Linked DNA regions of Homo sapiens: region 1 is linked to region 2. A link is a loop called in an ENCODE intact Hi-C map of the cell type or tissue named here. Cell type or tissue: heart left ventricle. All regions are shown on one strand. Each heading gives the region's core, and the rest is flanking DNA. Links, peaks and the distances in the headings are about the cores only.

Region 1 (5,359 bases), core at 238-5,237, 58 kb after region 2:
CCCCACCCCCACCAGCCCCATCCCCATGACCACCATCCCCATCTCCACCATCTCCATCACCATCATCGCCATCCCCATCCCCATCATCACCATCCCTATCACCACCATCCCCATCATCACCATCCCCACCATCCGCATCCCCATCTCCATCCCCACCACCCCCACCACCACCAGCCCCATCCCCATCACCACCATCCCCATCTCCACCATCTCCATCACCATCATCACCATCCCCATCTCCATCACCACCATCCCCATCACCATCCCCATCTCTATCTCTACCATGCCCATCACCATCATCACCATCCCCATCTCCACCATCCCCATTACCATCTCCACCATCCCCATCTCCATCCCCACCATCCCCATCTCCATCCCCATCTCTGCCATCCCCACCATCACCATCCCCATCTCCATTTACATCCCCATCCCCATCCCCCTCACCATCCTCATCCCCATCCCCCTCACCATCCTCATCCCCATCTCCACCATCCCCATCTCCATCACCATCCCCCTCTCCATCCCCATCCCCATCTCCATCACCATCCCCCTCTCCATCCCCATCCCCATCTCCATCTTCACCATCCCCACCACCGTTCCCATCACCTGCACCATCACTCCCACCACCATCACTGCCTCGGCCATGAGGATTGCCGTAGCAGCTCAGTCAGAAAGGAAAGCCCACTGGGGCAGGGTAGCGCCTGATGGTGGTGGGTGTGTCAGTGGAGGGCAGGCTTCTGTCCCACTCCTTGGAACCTGAGGAGGATGGGGAAGTGAGACCCTGCACCCCCATCTCCTGCTGTCCTGAGGAGACCTTTTGCTGCTCCCTCCAGTTCTGCCAACACCATGTTTGAGATGGAGTGGCGTGGCCGGCGGGTAGCACTCAAAGCCAGCAACGGGCGCTACGTGTGCATGAAGAAGAATGGGCAGCTGGCGGCTATCAGCGATTTTGTCGGTGAGCACTCTGCCTGCCAGGTACTGGGGCAGGGGCTGTCTCCACCCAGGGAAAGGACCTGCCCAGACACCCCATCTCCACCAAGAGCTGGACCCTCCCCAGCCCACGGAACGGGTGCTGTCATGGAGTCATACTTGCTAGTCAAGATAACTCGTCTTGGCAAGGGAAACAGGTCTGAATGTCCTTATCTCCGCTGCTGGGAACCCCCTAGGCGCCTTGCCAAGGCCGCACATGAGGCAATGGCAGGCCTGGGTCCCTAAGTCCAGGTGTGGCGTTTCCCAGGGCCCCCACCCCGCCCGGCCTGGACAGGGAAGGTGGCGGGAGGGGCAGCGCAGCAGACGCTCTCCCCGCCAGGCAAGGACGAAGAGTTCACCCTCAAGCTCATCAACCGGCCCATCCTGGTGCTGCGCGGCCTGGACGGCTTCGTCTGCCACCACCGCGGCTCCAACCAGCTGGACACCAACCGCTCCGTCTACGACGTCTTCCACCTGAGCTTCAGCGACGGCGCCTACCGGATCCGAGGTGCGTGGCGGGGCGGGTGGGCACGCGGGAGCGGGGGTGGCAGCGGGCAGGTGGGCACCCCCGCCGACGCCGTCCCGTCCCCCAGGCCGCGACGGAGGGTTCTGGTACACGGGCAGCCACGGCAGCGTGTGCAGCGACGGCGAACGCGCCGAGGACTTCGTCTTCGAGTTCCGTGAGCGCGGCCGCCTGGCCATCCGCGCCCGGAGCGGCAAGTACCTGCGCGGCGGCGCCTCGGGCCTGCTGCGGGCCGATGCCGACGCCCCGGCCGGGACCGCGCTTTGGGAGTACTGAGGCCGCGCCCAGACCAGCCTGTCGCGCATTAAAACCGTGTCTCTCCCGCAGCTGTGGGTGGGCCCCGGGGCGCCGCTTGGGGGTCCTGCAGCTGGAGGTGGAGGAGGCCCACAATTCTCCCCAAACCAGAGAGAGCCCAGAACTTCCCAGTGCCCAGGGACTCCCGTCTGGGAGGTGGTCTTGTGGATGGGCCGGGTGACCCAGGCCGCTGGAGGGGAGGTCTCAAGGACATGGGGAGGACGGGGACTGGGGGTGGGTGGGGGACTGAGCCTGCGCGGGTTGAGGCCACCAACACCGACCACAGATGACCTCACTGGACACCGCCCCTCCCCAACCTAGGTCCTCAACCCTCCCTAGCCCCCGGCAGCCCCTGCGGTGCTCGTCCTTCCTTGTGCACTGCTCAAGGCCAGGCGAGTGGCAGAGGGTGGGGGAGAGCCAGTCCTGGGGAGGTGGGACCAGCACGGCCAGCAAGGGGAGGAACTGGCTGGGATGCCCCTCCACTAAGCCCACCAGCCTTAGGGACAAAGAAGGGCAGGTTTCCATGGTAAGAGGCTGGAACTCCCCGAGCCACGTGGGCAAGGCGGGTCCGAGTTAACCCTTGGAGGACCAGGTGCCACCTGGTCCAAGTTGGCAGGGAACGGCAGTGACCCTGGAGCTCGGGCTGTCCCTGCAGCCTGCAGTGTCCCCTGGTGGCAGCCAAGGTGAGGTGGAGTCTGTGGCTGGGGCGGGACTGGGGGCACCAGGTGGAACCGCAGTGGCTGGCACTCAGCACCTCCAGGCTCCCCGCTCAGCAGAGCCTCGGAGAGGGTCTGTCTCCCTGCACTGCCCTGCCTGACGTGAACTTGGCCTGCCACTGCGGGAACCCCCACTTCCGTCCACATCCACAGCCTGGGGCACGGCGGGAGGCAGAGGCTAGGAAGCGGAGGGTGGGGTGGGAGGTCAAAGAAACCCTTTGGAACGGAATAATGGCTGGGCCTGGAAGCGGGGGGCCCACTGCTGCTGCTGAGGCAGGTGCTACTCCATGCAGAGACAGCTGCCAGCAGCTGCCAGGTGGCGTCTAGCACATGCTCCTAGGAGGAGGGGGAAGAACAGCTGCTCTCACCCCACGTGTGAGCTGGGTTGAGGGTCATGCAAGGCTACGGTGTCAAGCCAGGATCGGAGTTGGAGCAGGTGGAGGAAGCTGGAAAGGTCGAGAGGCCGCCCCTGCCACCGGGGAAGGGCCTCACGTAGTGAGAGCTCAGGTGCTGAGAGCCCAGGAGGTGTGCACTGAAGAGGTGAGGGCAGGGAGGCCCAGGATGGGCGACAGGGCCCGGCCACACCGTGGTCCGCAGGCTCCCCGAGAAGCTGATTGTGGACCTGCCACCTGCCTCTGAGGCCAAGCCCTCCTCAAATGCCGAGTGTTGAGAGCAGGTTCCTTGGAGGTGCATGTGAGTTGGGTACATTTCGCCCAGTCCCTGTACACTCTGGCGGCACAGCGGGGCTGGGGACTGCCCACTGTGGTCCCTCCTTTCCTGCCGCTGTAGATCTCCTTTTTGTTCCACGTGACCTGCTCTCTTGGCCCCTCAGGGTCTGCGTCGCAGCTTTCTTTTCGGGGGGACCACATGGCGTCTTGAACTAGGCGTCCCCACAGCAGGATCTCAGGCTGGCAGGTGGGCATGAACATTTGTAAACACACCAGCACTGATGCCTCCACATGGGTGGCCCTGGAGAATGCCCCAACAGAGGTCAGGACAGCTGGGGACGCCGTCTCAGCCCTGGTGGCCAGCACCGCCTTAGTTCAGGAGGCTGCAGTGCCAAGGACAGCAAGCTATCTAAACCCCCAGTGTGTGCCCGGGGGTGTGGGGACACCAGTGCGGCTCATCCCTGTGTCTGCTCTTTCACAAGCCACAGTGGTGCCCCCACACCCCCTGCACAGCTGAGGCTGACAGGGTTGGATGGTGCCACTGCTCTGCACAGACAGCAGCCCCGTGGAAGGCCCCTCAGGCTCCCAGCCTCCTGAGACCTGCTGGCATCCAGCTGAGGGTGGGGAGATGAGTCCTGCAGGCGACCCAGATCTGTCAGCTCTGGGATCCCTGTGGCCTGTGATGGCGAGTGAGGGGCTGGCACAGCCCTGGACACACACCCCTCCCCCAGGCGTGTGAACACAGACCCTGCACAGTCCTCCGCCCGCTCATCTAGGGCCTTCTTGGGAGTCCCCACGGGCTGGTCTAGCCCCTCACTCTCCGAGCCCTGATGCTCAGAGCAAGACACGGGCACAAGCGCTGTACAAAGGTCAGAGCCAGAAGCTCCTGCCCACGGGTGGCAGAGGACAGCCCTGGAGCACAGCAGGGATGGGACCGTTAAGGGGTGCAGGCCTGCCTCGGTGGGTGGCTCGCTTGGCCCCAGCTCTCCCAGCAAGCACGGGGCCATGGCCCCATTGAAAAGGCTGGGTTTGGAGTGTCACCACCCACTGAAAATGCTGGGTTTGGACTGTCTCCACCCGCTGAAGAGGCCGGGTTTGGAGTGTCATCAGGGCGGCCGTGCTCCCTTAGATGTGGCAACCACTGAGGGAGACAAACCCTGACTAGGAGCACCCCACAGGCCCCTCCCACTCCACAGAGAGGAACGCAGGGGAGAGCCAGGCAGGGGCCCCAGGCCTCCCAGACACCCCCTTGCAGCAGAGCCCTCCTCAGGGGTAACTGGGTCACAGGGACGCGTCTTCCTCAGAGGCCACCCCGGTGGTGAGGGCTCCCAAGCAGCGCCAGGGCTCTGGAAGGAGCCCAGTGAGAGAGGGTGGGAAGGGGTGAGAGAAAACAGCCGAGGCCTGAAGGTTCACGGACAGACAGGGTCGTTTGTCACAGCAGAGAAGCACCTCACGGCTCCTACCCGCACTCATCGCGGACAGTGCCTGCAGCGGGAGCGGCGCGAGCACCCTCCCCAGATGAAAACACCAGCACCAGGAGGTGGGCCGTAGCCCAGGCTGAGGGAGGAGGCTGGGGGCTGGGGCTCAGGGCCCCCCCCCGGGCCACAGCGCCACCCTGAGTGGCCCTGAAAATAGTGCACAGTGCTGGGTACTGCCCCGGCTGGAGGCACCTAGTTGTTGAGCATTCCGGCCACAGGCCACCCGCTGGCCCTTCCTTGGTGTGGCACGAGACCACGGGCACTTGCAGGAGCTCCCTGCATGCTGTTTTGTGCTTTGGTCTCAGGGAGCACCCTCCTACCTCGGGGTCCCAGAGTGGGCAGCCGGGCAGGTGTGAACAGTGTGACAAGGGTACCGTGGGGCACCTGGTAGTGCCACCCAGAGGGGCAGCCGGTGCTCCTGGTGGTGTGGCAGCAACAGTTACAAACTCACCCCAAGTCCAAACCCCAGAAATCCTGTTTCTCTGGCCCTCCGGGTCCAGAATGCCCTGCACTGCCTCCTGGCCTCAGGGGCTGCTGCGGTGGTGGGAAGGCTGCCCAGCAGTGAGGAAGGCGAGTGCAGGGGCTGCGGCCGCGGTCAGAGAAGGAGAGACACCAGCAGAGGACGCGAAGCTGGACCGGCCAGGTTCAGAGCCCGCCTCGGTTGCTCCCAATCAGAATCTGCTTTGTGCTCCACGGCCTCCAAGCACTTTC
Region 2 (5,359 bases), core at 214-5,213:
TGCCTCCCCAGGACTGTCACTAATGTGAGGGCAGGGCCCCTGCCTGGTATTCACATGATATCCTCAGCTCCCGGCTGGGGGTCTGGGCTCAAGCAGGTACCCAGTGAACCCTGGGCAGGTGAACCTCGTCCTGGTGAGTGCTGACTCCGTGACCCACCACCCTCCCCACCCCTTCCTCGGCTACCCCGGCCCCAGCCACTCCTGTCCCTCTCTCTACCCTCCCCCAATGCCCAGAGTCCCCCTCCCAGCCCTTTTCTTCCACCCCATTGTCTTCTCTGCCCCCTTCCTGACCTTGCATTGAGGCTGCAGGCCTCGGGGCCTTCCAGTGACCCACACCCAGCCACGTTTCATTTTCTGAACTTGGGTTTCAAACATGAGGAAGGAACTGAGGCTGGTGTTCCAGGAGCGGCCCCAGCGCTTGCTGGTGGCTGTGTGGGGGCACAGGCCCCCCAGTAAGTCTCCCATCCACAGGGGCATCAGAAGGATGGAGAGGTAGAGTGTCTCCCCCACCCCCCGATTGGCCTATAGGAAAGGACAGACAGTCCCCAGTGCTGGCACCATGTGGGGCAATCAGAACCCACCCACACTGCGGGTGGGAGCAGCGGTCAGGACAGTGGCTTGCAGAGCTAGCAGTGTCTGCTAACATCCACCAGAAACCCCCACTGTCGGGCACAAGGAGACACACACTAGAATGTTTGTAGCAACACTATTCACAGACTTTGGAGATAATCTAAATGTCTGTCAACAAGAGACTTGGTAGATAAAGTGTTACATCCATACAATGGACTACAACACAGCAACGCAAGAGAACAACCACAGACACACGCAGGACGCAGCAATGCAGTGAGCACGGGCAGCATTGTGTGGCGTGAAGGCGCCAGCCTCGGAGAGGACGGCTGTACAGCTCTGCTGGCGCGGACTAAGGATCAGGCAGAGCAGTCTCCGGGATGGGTGGCAGAGCGCTCCTGGGCTTGCATGGGAGGGGGCACGAGGGAGCCTCTAAGGGCTGGGAGTTCTCTGGACCGGGCTGGCGGTTGCACGGATGTGCACGAATGTGAAAGTCCAGTGATCTGCAGCTTAAGATTGGTGCACCTGGCCAGGCGCGGTGGCTCACGCCTGTAATCCCAGCACTTTGGGAGGCCGAGGCAGGCAGATCACGAGGTCAGGAGATCCAGACCATCCTGGCTAACACAGTGAAACCCCATCTCTACTAAAAATACAAAAAAAGATTAGCTGGGCGCGGTGGCGGGTGCCTGTGGTCCCAGCTACTCGGGAGGCTGAGGCGGGAGAATAGGGTGAACCCGGGAGGCAGAGCTTGCAGTGAGCCGAGATTGTGCCACTGCACTCTAGCCTGGGCGACAGAGCAAAACTCTGTCTCAAAAAAAAAAAAGATTGGTGCACCTACTTCACTTTTTTTTTATTTTTTTATTTTTTTGGAAACAGAGTCTCACTCTGTTGCCCAGGCTGGAGTGCAGTGGCACGATCTCGGCTCACTGCAAGCTCTGCCTTCCGGGTTCACGCCATTCTCCCGCCTCAGCCTCCCGAGTAGCTGGGACTACAGGCACCCGCCACCACGCCCGGCTAATCTTTTGTATTTTTAATAGAGATGGGGTTTCACCGTGTTAGACAGGATGGTCTGGATCTCCTGACCTCGTGATCCACCTGCCTCAGCCTCCCAAAGTGCTGGGATTACAGGCGTGAGCCACCGCGCCCGGCCTTTTATTTTATTTTTTGAGACGGACTCCCTCTATTCCCCAGGGTGGAATGCAGTGGCGCAGTCACGGCTTACTGCAGCTTCTTCCTCCTTGGGCTCAAGCAGTCCGCCCACCTTGGCCTCCCAAAGTGTTGGGATTACAGGCATGATCCACCACCCCCAGCCCGGATCCCAGTTTTTGATGTCGGTGGAATTGGAGATGGCAGGCAGGGCCATCTGTGTGCCAGCTGTGGTTGATTAGCAGGGGCTGCCTGGAGAATGATCTGAGGGCCCGAGGCCACCGCTGGGCTCCGTGGGAGAGAGTGGCTGATGGATTAGTGATGTCTGCCACATGCGCTGCAGGAACGAGAGGCAGCCTCCATGTCCCTGAAAGACGGCCATCCTCGCACTAACCTCACAGCCCCCCACAGGCAGCTCACTCCAGCCAAGCCCACCACCACCTCCTCAACTGCAACAAATGCTTATAATGACAGCTCATGTATATTTATCGAGCCTGTAATTACCAAGACAGTGTGCTGCACGTCACCTACATCCCCTCACCCTGCCCAACAACCCTATCATCATCGCCATACCACAGGCGGAGAAGCCAGGGACAGGGGTGCCTCGCCCCAGCCTCCTGATGCCTGCGGCAGAGGCCCAGCTGTGCACAGCCACACTCCCCCGGATGCCACGTCCCTGATCCCCATGGTGGCACCTCCTTGCCCCCTGCTTTTCTTCAGCTTCTCCACCACTCCTACTCCTCCTTGCCCTTCAAAGCCACCTCAAGTGCCACCCCCTCTCTCCTCATTATCCAAGAGTCCTCCCCCTCCTGAGCCTCTCAGGGGACCTGGGCCCGAGCCACCTTATCAGGAACTTGTGCATGGCTGCAGTGTTGGGTCACACATGTCTCCAAGTCTGAACTACATCCTTTCTTCCTTGGGCTCCTGGGGCTAAGCCCAACCTGGCAGACAAAGGCTCCCCTGAGAAGGTTTGATGAGTGAATACATGTCCCCTGCCTCAGAGGGAAGCCCCCATCTCAGGCCTCACACGGGCAGATTCATCCTCCTTCCAGATACAGGCCCCATGAAGGGGCAACAGCAAACAGGATCAGTCCCTGCCCTGGGGAATTACAGTCCCAGCAGTGGCTTGTGACAGCTGCCAAGATGGGCAAGCATTGGAGCATCCAGGAGGACCCCCAGGAAGAGGGCCTGAACAACACCGTGCACGTGCGCTGACACGGGGCATTCCTCGTCCTCAGTCCTGCCTCGTTTTGTGACTCATCACTTTCAGGATGGGAAACCCTCCAAGGAAGGTCCCCTTGGCTCTGGGGTGGCTCCTAGTGGATCTGCAAGAGGCGGGGCCCAGCCTGGTCGTGCCCCATCTTAGGCTGCCTCTGCATGGGCTACACATCCACAAAACAAAGCAAAACAGCAACATTTTCTACGATGCTTTTATTCACACTTCAAAACAGGTGCTGGACATCTTCCCATTGCCCCATGCCAGCCCCTGCTCTGTGCCCCGGGAAGCTGACTGTAGGTACAGGATCCATGGGGCCTCGTTGCTCCCTGGCCTCCACCTAGTTCAGCCAATGCGTAGCCGGTAGACAAGCCAAGCGGTCAGGAGGGGTGAGGTCAGTGTACAGCAGCAGCTCCTCCCTGCCGGGTCGCTGTGTCCCTCTCCAAGGTCAGGGCTCCTGGAGACGGCCTCTCCTGTGGCTCCAGCTGCCCTCCAGGTCTCAGGGGGTAACAGCTCCCCTTTGTTGCTGGCCCTGGGTACTGCACAGCTCTCCTTTAATTCACGTATTTTCCATTTATTCAATTCTCCTCAAATACCCTGTCTGAGGGTGCCATAAAAATGTAAGACTGTGTCAATTGCCCATATCAAAAAACATGCTTGTACGTTCCACTTGAAGTAGTTTGGAGGGGAGACTAATGGAAACTAGGGGGAGGCTAGCCCCCAAGCCTCCGCTGAGGCCACCGCTGTCTGTGTCCCGAGGGCCCTGGAGTAGGAGGTGTCAATGACGGACTCAATGAATGAATGAATTGATCCCACCACCACCAGCGGCAGGCCCGCCTCTTCCTTCCACAGCCCACCTTGGCCTCCCCGCCTCGCCAGGTGGCAAGGCCTTCGCTCCTGGTCCCTGAGCGCCGCTCGCTTCCCTCCCGCGTGGGCAGGGGGCAGCCGCGACGCCGGCCCAGCGCCTCCGAGCCGGGAACCGCACAGCACCCGGCGATGGCCCCGAGCCCCGCGCGCCCGAAGCCACGGCGCCGCTCGCTGGGGGCCTCGGGACGGCAGGGACGGCTGGGGGTGGCGCGGACCGCGTCCCCGAGGCGCGTAGCGCGCGATCGAACCACGCGCCCCGCCCGCTGCGGTCCTCTAACAGCCCCTCGCGCCGCCCCACGTGGGGCCGCACGGGCTGGCGGCCCCCTCACCCGATTGGCCGCCGCACAGCCAATCAGAGAGCGGAGGCGATAGCGGCCGCGCCGATTGGCTGCGGCGGGCCGGCCCGGGGGAGGGGGCGGGACCCCTTTTGTTCTCTCCGCACCTCCGGGTTCGCGCGACTGTGAGCGCCCCCGCCCCGGAGCAGGGGTCCGCGCTGGGGGTCCGGAGGGCGGGGGCGCGGCCCGACGCCCCACCCCCAGCTTGTTCACTGCCGCCAGGGCCCAGCGCCTGAAGCGCGGGTCCTTCGCTGGGACGAGCGCTTTCATCTCCGTCCCTCAGTTTCCCTCCCCTTGTCTTCTCCCTGTGTCCTGGGAGTTATGGGGAAGCTCAGCCCTTGGCAAATGAGCTTGGGACCTTCCTAAAACCTAAGCCAATGATAGGCCCGATCTTGCCTGAGAGGGGCACGTGAGAGACCCCCAAGCTGGAGAGGCAGATGTCCTGGTAACTCTAACCTGAGACCGTTTTCAGGGTGAGCCTTCTCCTAATCACGGCTGGGGCGTCTTCGTCCAAGGTGGGGCTGGATGGGGGTGGGCAGAGGCCCCCACAGTCACAGCCTGGCCAGCTGTGCAAATGCTCCCCTAAACCGTCCCCCGCTTCAGTCACTCAGCCAACCAATCAATCGCAGGGGCCTCCCTCTGGGGTGGAAAGTGGTGGCCCCAGGGACCAGGGACCTTCACAGGGAGAGAGGGCTGTGGTCCGGGCAGGGGCGTCAGGGGTTCAGCCTGGGTCTCCTGACCTCCAGGCCCACGTCTTCCCTTAGACAACACCTGAGAGCATCTCCCAGCGTGGCTGTGGCCACACACATCCCTGGGAGTAGGACGGGCCACCGCGCTGAAGCTGTGGATGCAGGGCTCCCAATCTGTAGGCGAGGGGCCTCTCCCCTGCAGGGGACAGGATCAGGACCCTGGGAGCCCTCAGTCCCCCTCCCAGCACTGATTACCTGGAAAACCCCCCGAGCCCAGGTTGATGAAGAAGGTGGGACCCTGACAGTGAGTGGCCTGAGCCTGGGATGGTAGCTTGACCTCATCTCCAAGGTCATCCTCCCAGACCTGGGAGTCTAAAAACATTAAATCCTTCAGAAGGACATATTTGCATCAGATCACTGTTCAGAACGCCACTGGTGCCATTCACGGAGCAGTCCCTGGGCTGAAGTGGCTGCTCTGGTCTGGTGAGCGGGGGCACCCACGCGAGCTCCCAGGCCCAGAGGCCTCCCCCAGATCCTGG

The links. A loop is a pair of places that touch in the nucleus more often than their neighbours do. Peaks named below come from ENCODE experiments on the same cell type or tissue, not always from the same donor. Only the 100,000 strongest peaks of a DNase experiment are listed, where the experiment ranks them.
Region 1: it touches region 2 in a loop (2.9-fold over the local background); 5 of 110 quality-filtered maps call a loop at or near these places.

What each region holds. Positions count from the first base shown.
Region 1 is chr17:81,535,313-81,540,671 of GRCh38, forward strand. It overlaps FSCN2 (fascin actin-bundling protein 2, retinal), which reads left to right. Exons shown (of 5, transcript NM_012418.4): 3 at 834-955; 4 at 1,310-1,477; 5 at 1,563-1,818. The coding sequence ends at 1,768. FAAP100 (FA core complex associated protein 100) reads right to left here. Exons shown (of 9, transcript NM_025161.6): 9 at 4,579-5,359. Among named protein-coding and RNA genes, the nearest start is that of FSCN2, 9.6 kb to the left of the region's middle. RefSeq lists an enhancer at 2,187-3,158. In heart left ventricle, for the core only: a CTCF peak has its summit at 2,455 (motif pointing left); no DNase peak of the experiment used is centred there; H3K27me3 peaks cover 2,594 bases.
Region 2 is chr17:81,477,396-81,482,754 of GRCh38, forward strand. It overlaps LINC01971 (long intergenic non-protein coding RNA 1971), which reads right to left and starts at 4,071. Exons shown (of 2, transcript NR_184097.1): 1 at 3,787-4,071; 2 at 3,130-3,530. In heart left ventricle, for the core only: no CTCF peak of the experiment used is centred there; DNase peaks (open chromatin) are centred at 2,976, 3,272, 3,783 and 4,156; H3K4me3 peaks cover 978 bases.